2 separate regions of the Homo sapiens genome follow, and region 2 is linked to region 1. A link is a contact called in ENCODE POLR2A ChIA-PET data. All regions are on one chromosome and are shown on one strand. The core of a region is the stretch at or near the end of the contact, and the rest is flanking DNA. Distances in the headings are between cores, read along the strand shown. Region 1 overlaps ZMYND8 (zinc finger MYND-type containing 8). Region 2 has its middle 3.4 kb from the start of LINC01754.

The links. ChIA-PET counts read pairs that join two places held with the same protein, here RNA polymerase II (POLR2A).
Region 2: POLR2A ChIA-PET joins it to region 1 with 10 read pairs in H1. The contact joins two enhancer-like sites. POLR2A ChIA-PET finds 5 or more read pairs at or near these places in 6 of 52 experiments (GM12878, H1, WTC11 and 2 more).

What each region holds. Positions count from the first base shown.
Region 1 is chr20:47,329,542-47,333,285 of GRCh38, forward strand. The region is part of intron 2 of ZMYND8 (zinc finger MYND-type containing 8); the gene reads right to left. Among named protein-coding and RNA genes, the nearest start is that of ZMYND8, 25 kb to the right of the region's middle. RefSeq lists enhancers at 1-115, 1,703-2,203. Within about 2 kb of position 1,975, at least 9 of the 41 ENCODE cell types and tissues checked have a DNase peak (open chromatin) inside an H3K27ac peak, as active enhancers do.
Region 2 is chr20:47,413,688-47,417,431 of GRCh38, forward strand. No RefSeq gene overlaps it. Among named protein-coding and RNA genes, the nearest start is that of LINC01754, 3.4 kb to the left of the region's middle. RefSeq lists enhancers at 1,001-1,050, 2,368-2,867 and a silencer at 2,092-2,141. Within about 2 kb of position 1,849, at least 24 of the 41 ENCODE cell types and tissues checked have a DNase peak (open chromatin) inside an H3K27ac peak, as active enhancers do.

The sequences.
Region 1 (3,744 bases), core at 725-3,224:
TTACAGGCATGCACCACCATGCCTGGCTAATTCTGTATTTTTAGTAGAGGCGGGGTTTCTCCATGTTGGTCAGGCTGGTCTCAAACTCCCAACCTCAGGTGATCCACCCACCTTGCCCTCCCAAAGTGCTGGGATTACAGGCGTGAGCCACCACGCCTGGCTTGTTAATGTAAATTTAAAGAGCCACGTACAGCTAGTGGCGACTGTGTTGGACAGCACAGCTGCAGAAGCTTAATATTAAGACAAAGAAGCATGCCTGGCAAGCAAGCAGGACACTGCACAATCATCCACCCATCCCAATTTGCCTCTAGGGACTGAGTAGTTGAATTCAAGGCACCGGATGCAGGGAAATGTGAATATGGATTCACCTTTCACTCCTTTAGTCTAGCCTGGCAATTGTTAACTCTTTAGTATGCATACGAATTTCTGATCAAAGCTGAATACTTTCGTGGGCAATTTAAGGTACTTTGAAGAGTGATTTTTGACTTTGGAACCTAAAAGAACTTCTCTGTGGGAGACTGTAAATAAAGGGTTCAGGCCAAGAGAGGGCTTGGGTCTCCATGGACACAGTGAGGATGGTCCTCACGAAGGTCAGTCTGGAAGGCAATGCCAAGTGTGTCTCAGCAAGGTGCACATCACAGGACTCTCACAAGGCCGTGCAGTCTGTCCAGGAAAGACAGATGCTGCAGGACCCCTGCAGTGCAGTGGCAAGATCATAGCTCACTGCAGGCTCCACCTTCTGGGCTCAAGATATCCTCCCACCTCAGCCTCCCAAGTAGCTGGGTCTGCAGAGACAAGCCACCATGCCTGGGTTTTTTGCTTTTTTTTTTTTTTTTTTTTGTAGGAACGGGTGGGTCTTGCCACTTTGCCCAGGCTGGTCTTGAACTCCTGGGCTTAAGCTATCCTCCTGCCTCAGCCTCCCAAAATGCTGGGATTACAGGCGTGAGACACCATGCCCTTAAGGCTGTGTTCTTAAGGAGCCACTGCAAATTTAAAGGAGAGTGGGACAATCTGACTTGTGTTTTAGAAGGCGCCCATTAGAAGTTATACTAATATGTCAGAAAGCAAAGAAACCAGGGGGAAAGGGCCATTTCAAAGAGTACTATGTCCCTAGAGGGAAAAGGAAGACAGGCCACCAGTCGCTTTGCAGAGAACAGACACTTGAGCTGGGTAATAATCTCCAGGCACTGGATTAATGCTGAAAACAAAGCCATCCTCTCTCGCCGAAAGGCTGCTTTTACTTCAGTCTCTAGGATAGAAGTTCTACCCATCTGATAGAGCTAAATCATTTGTTCATTCAAAAAAATATTTATTATACGCTCACCAGCAGCAGGCAAGGTGGTAGTAAAACAGGATGAGCAAAAACAAAAGGCAGAACTCATCCTCATTTTGAGCCTTAAAATTGATGGGGAGTAAGGAGAGGAAGGCAAGGAGGGGACCTTCAAGGTATGGGCAAAGGCCCTGAGGCTTTGATGGATCTGCACAGTCAGTGTGGCTGGAGAAGAGAGAAGTGGAACACGGAGAGAAGTGGAACACAGAGAGAACGGAACACGGAGAGAATGGAACACAGAGAGAACAGAGACTAGCAAGATGGGCAGAGGCCAGCACAGGAGGGTTTTGCAATTATGAATCTAAAAGCCAAGGAGGAAACACTTAAGAGTTTAAAGTAGGAAGGGATAGCCAGGAAGATGTTCCTTTCAAAAGACTGGGAGGGTGCGGCAGATAGAGATAGTGAGAACAACTACGAGGCCACTGTAGTTCAATGGTGATAGGCTGGTTGAAGTGGAGTGACATTTAGGATACGATATTGTAAGAAAATGACACAAAAGGGCAAAGAACAGAAGAATGGGGAATGAGTCCATATCTCTGGGGGTGAAGATGTAAAATCTCTCATGGACATCTTGAGTTTGAGACGCCCATGAACAGGCAGGGAGGTCAGGTAGGCAGCTGACCCTCTGCACCATGACTCAGAAGCAATCTAGGTTGGAAACATAAATGTCTGAGTCATAAAGCTCCAGATGTGGGTAAGATCACCCAGAGAAGGAACGTGCTAGGCGAGACAAGGACAGGGCCAAGCTTTCAGCAACTCCAGCATTTAATGGCCAGAGAGAGGAGGAGAAGGTGCCAGGGAAACAGAAGGAAAATCAGCACTGCGGTGGCAAAGAAGGCAAAGGAAGAGAGAGTGTCCACAAGAATAATCAGCATCTCCAGTACTGCAGAGACAGCGCAGCAGATGAGGATGGAAAACCTCCCCTGGAAAAGGCAACACAGAGTCTCCAGGAAGCTCAGTGGGGATGTGAATGTGGAAGGTCAGGGTGGAAGCCACATTGGAGCTTGCAGGACAAAGACAGGAATACAGACGCTTCTAAGAAGTTTGGCTTGCTGGACGCGGTGGCTCACGCCTGTAATCCCAGCACTTTGGAAGGCTGAGGCAGGCAGATCATGAGGTCAGGAGTTCAAGACCAGCCTGACCAACATGGTGAAACCCCGTCTCTACTAAAAATACAAAAAGTGTAAAAAATACACTTTGGAAGGCTGAGGCAGGCGGATCACGAGGTCAGGAGTTCAAGACCAGCCTGACCAACATGGTGAAACCCCGTCTCTACTAAAAATACAAAAATTAGCCGAGCATGGTGACGTGCGCCTATAATCCCAGCTACTCAGGAGGCTGAGACATGAGAATCATTTGAACCCGGGAGGCAGAGGTTGTAGTGAGCCAAAATTGTGCCACTGCACTCCAGCCTGGGCAATATAGTGAGACTCAATCTCAAAAAAAAAATAAGTTTGGCTTTGAAGAAGAGGACAGAAATACAGCAGTTGCTAGTAGGAAAGATGTGGGGGTCAAGACAGCAGAGAGGGGAGACAAGTGCCTTTAAAAGTCTGTGACTCCAAGCATGGTGGATCACACCTATAATCCCAGTACGTTGGCAGGCCAAGGCAGGAGGATCACTTGAGCCCATGAGTTGGAGACCAGCCTGGGCAACATAGCAAGACTCTGTCGCTACAAAAAATTAAAGAATTAGTCAGGCATGGTGGCATGTACAGGTAGTCCCAGCTACTCAAGAGGCTGAGATGGGAGGATTGCTTGAGCCCAGAAGTTCATGGCTGCAGTGAGCGAGGATCATGCCACTGCACTCCCGTCTGGGGAACAGAGCAAGCCCCTATCTCAAAAAAATAAATAAAGACAACACAAAAAATTTAAATGTGTATATTCTTCAAAAGGTTAATAGTTACCCTATGACCCCACAATTTCACTCCTAAATCTATACCCAAGAGAAATGATGTGTCGTGTCTGCACAAAAACTCAGACATGAACACTCACCGCAGCATTATCCCTACTAGCCAGAAAGTGGACACAACTCAAACGTCCATCAACACATACATAGATAAACAAAGTGTAGCATATCCATCCAATGCAGCATTATTCAGTCATAAAAGGAAATGAACTACAGACCCTCCTCAACTCACGATGGAGTTACAGATGATAAACCCATAAAATGTAAGTACCAGAAGTCAAAAATGAGGTCACACACAGTGGCTCATGCCTGTAATCCCAACACTTCAGGAGACTAAGGCCAGAGGATCACTTGAGCCCAAGAGTTCCAGACCAGCCTAGGCAACACAGTGAGACCCCTGGGTCTACAAAACATATATATATGAGAGAGAGAGAGATAAAAAAACACAAATGCATTTAAGCCAGACATAGTGGTACACTCCTGTAGTCCCAGCTACACCAGAGGATCC
Region 2 (3,744 bases), core at 599-3,098, 84 kb after region 1:
AAACATCTTGGTAAATATATCCTTATAATATAAAATTATATATCCTTTGTTTGTTTGTTTGCTTGTTTGTTTTGAGACAGGGTTCTCGCTCTGTCACTCAGGCTGGAGTGCAGTGGTGTAAACTCAGCTCACTGCAACCTCTACCTTCCCGGCCTCTACCTCCCTCACTATAACCTCAACCTCACACCTCAGCCTCCTGAGTAGTTGGTAACATAGGCATACACCACCATGCCTGGCTAATTTTTTGTATTTTTGGTAGAGAGAGGGTTTCACCATGTTGCCCAAGCTGGTCTCGAACTCCTGAGTTCAAGCGATCCACCACCTTGGACTCCCAAAGTGCTGGGATTATAGGTGTGAGCCACCATGCCCGGCCACCTTATATATCCTTATATGTTGTCTTTTCTATAACACTGGTCAGCAAACCAAGGCCCACAGAAAACCAAACCCAGTCTGGCACCTGTTTTTGTTTTTGTTTGTTTGTTTGTTTGTTTGTTTGTTTATTTATTTATTTATTTATTTATTTTAGATGGAGTCTCCCTCTGTTGCCCAGGCTTGAGTGCAGTGGTGTGATCTTGGCTCACTGCAACCTCTGCCTCCCAGGTTCAAGTGATTCTCCTGTCTCGGCCTCTCGAGTAGCTGGGACTACAGGCACGCCCCACCATGCCCGGCTAATTTTTATATTTTTAGTAGAGACGGGGTTTTACCATGTTGCCTAGGCTGGTCTTGAACTCCTGACCTCAGATGATCCACCCGCCTCGGCCTCCCAAAGTGCTGGGATTACGGGCATGAACCACCTTGCCTGGCCTGGCACCTGTTTTGTAAACAAAGTTTTGCAGGAACACAGCAAACTCATTCATTTACATAATGTCTGTAGCTGCTTTTGCAGTACCCCAGCTGAATGGAGTCATTCAGAGACTGCATGGCCCAGAAAGCCTAAAATATTTACTCTCTGGCACCCTTTACAGAGAAAGTTTGTTAACCTCTGCTCTATAATATAGGACCTACATTATGGAAAGGGAAAAAGATATATGTTTTAAAAAATTTAACAGACAGCCGGATACAGTGGCTCACATCTGTAATCCCAGCACTTTGGGAGGCCAAGGCGGGTGGATCACCTGAGGTCAGGAGTTCAAGACCAGCCTGACCAACATGGCGAAACCCCGTCTCTAATAAAAATACAAAAATTAGCAACGCATGGTGGCACACACTTACAATCTCAGCTTCTCAGGAGGCTGAGGCAGGAGAATAGCTTGAACCTGGGAGGTGGAGCTTGCAGCGAGCCAAGATCACACCACTGCACTTCAGCCTGGGTGACAGAGCAAAACTTTGTCTCAAAAAAAAAAAAAAAAGAAGTGTACAAAGAAGAAAGCCCACTCTTCTATCGCAATTACCAGTTTGGTGTAATAGTCCAATCAACACAATAATCAATACACACACACACAGTTTTGTCCTTTCTTAAAACAAAAACAAAAACAAAAACAAAAAAACAGGAATGGATCAGTAATTTCCTGTAGCTATTATCCCCGAAATACTTTTGTATTATTCTGCCCGTTTTCTGATAGCTCATAATCAAAGAAAGATCACTGCAGGTGTTTGGACACAAAAATCCTAGCAGCTGGTGCCCCTCGCAGCAGAATTTCAACCTGACACACTGGGAGCCAGAATGTTTGTTGGCTCTGATAAGCTAATAACCACATGTTTCAATGTCCCGTGTCCCTGAAGAAGCCATTTTCATGTGACTTTCCTGCTTCAGACCAGGCCCAGTTCACTGAGTTAAAAACCAAAATGCTCATCGTGGCCTACAAGTTCCTCCGTGACCTGGCCTGTAGCCAGTTTTCTGGTACCGCTCTTCCCCTTGGTCTCTGTGCCTTCTTTCACTTCCTCCAAGTTGCACCAAGCCCTTTCCGGCCTCGGACTGGGTTAGTCAGAACTCTTTCAGTTTCAAGTGACAGAAACCCAACTCGAACTGGACTAAGCCTTTAGAGTGTATTAGGCTCATACAACCGAAAAGTCCCAAGAAGGCCGGGCGTGGTGGCTCACGCCTGTAATCCCAGCACTTTGGGAGGCTGAGGTGGGCGGATCACCTGAGGTCAGGTTCGAGACCAGCCTGGCTAACATGGTGAAACCCCCGTCTCTACTAAAAATACAAAAATTAGCCAGGCATGGTGGTGTGCGTCTGTAATCCCAGCTACTCGGGAGACTGAGGCAGGAGAATTGCTTGAACCTGGGAGGCGGAGGTTGCGGTGAGCCGAGATCGCGCCATTGCACTCCAGCCTGGGCAACAAGAGTGAAACTCTGTGAAAGGAAGGAAGGAAGGGAGGAAGGAAGGGAGGGAGGAAGGAAGGAATGAAGGAGGAAGGAGGAAGGAGGAAGGAGGAAGGAGGAAGGAAGGAAGGAAAGAAAGAAAGAAAGAAAGAAAGAAAGAAAGAAAGAAAGAAAGAAAAGAAAAGGAAAGAAAAGAAAAGAAAAGAAAGAAAGAAAGGACGGACCCAAGAAGGTGGATTCAGACATAGATGGCTCTAGTCTCCCTTGGCTGCCCCTAGTCTCCACTGCATTATCTTCATTCTCAGTCTCTCCCAAAGGGATGGAAGGATGGTCCTAAGGTTGCAGCCTAATTAGCCATCCAGGTGGAAAGAGGACTCTCATTTCCTCTTTATTGCTCTAGAAAAAGGTCCTGTGGGCCAGGTGCAATGGCTCATGCCTGTAATCCCAACACTTTGGGAGGCCAAGTTGGGCGGATCACGAGGTCAAGAGATTGAGACCATCTGGCCAACATGGTGAAACCCTGTCTCTACTAAAAACACAAAAATTAGCTGGGTGTGGTGGTGCAAACTTGTAGTCCCAGCTACTTGGGAGGCTGAGGCAGGAGAATCGCTTGAACCCAGGAGGCAGAGGTTGCAGTGAGCTGAGACTGCGCCACTGCACTCCAGCCTGGGCTGCAGGGCGAGACTATTCTGTCTCAAAAAAAAAAAAAAGAAGAAGGCCCTGTGGATAAGGCTCATTGAATCAGCTGGCGTGACACAACCATCCCTGAACCAATCGCTGTGATCAGTAGGGTAGGCTTCACTGATCAGTCAGCCTTGGGTCTTGTGCCTCACACCCTCCCACCAGCACTGGTGGGGGAATCTGCCCCATCTGAAACATGAACACTGGCAATCAAGAAGGGAAATAGCCGCAGGCAGGCAAAAACAACAGGTGTCCACGGCAAGCCTCTGTTCATATCCTCCCCTCTGCCTGGAGCACCCTTCACCCACTTTTCACTGTGACAGCAAGGTTATTTTTCACAGCTTTGGTAGAGCAGGCAAAAGATTAGAAGTGGCACAGCTGCCTATTAATAAGAAATTGCACTTTGGGAGGCTGAGGTGGGAGGATCCCTCGAGCCCAGGAGTTTGAGGCCAGCTTGAGCAACACAGTGAGACCCCATCTCTACAAAAAATAAATAAACTAGCCAGGTGTAGTGGTCCTGTAGTCCCAGCTACTTGGAAGCCTGAGGTGGGAGGATTGCTTGAATCCAGGAGTTTGAGGCTGCAGTGAAACCCTGTCTCTAAAAAAAAAAAGAAAGAATGTAGAGAATAACCTTGCTTGTGCTTCAGACATAGGCAGTAGAATGCCGAAATAGGCTTGTCCCTGCTCCGGAGAGCCACTTCCTAAAAAGTCAGGAATCTTAAGTCAGTTGTACACTGTAGGTAGCTTGAAATTAGCCATGGTGGAAGTATTTACACCACAGAAATGGGCAAATGCTGC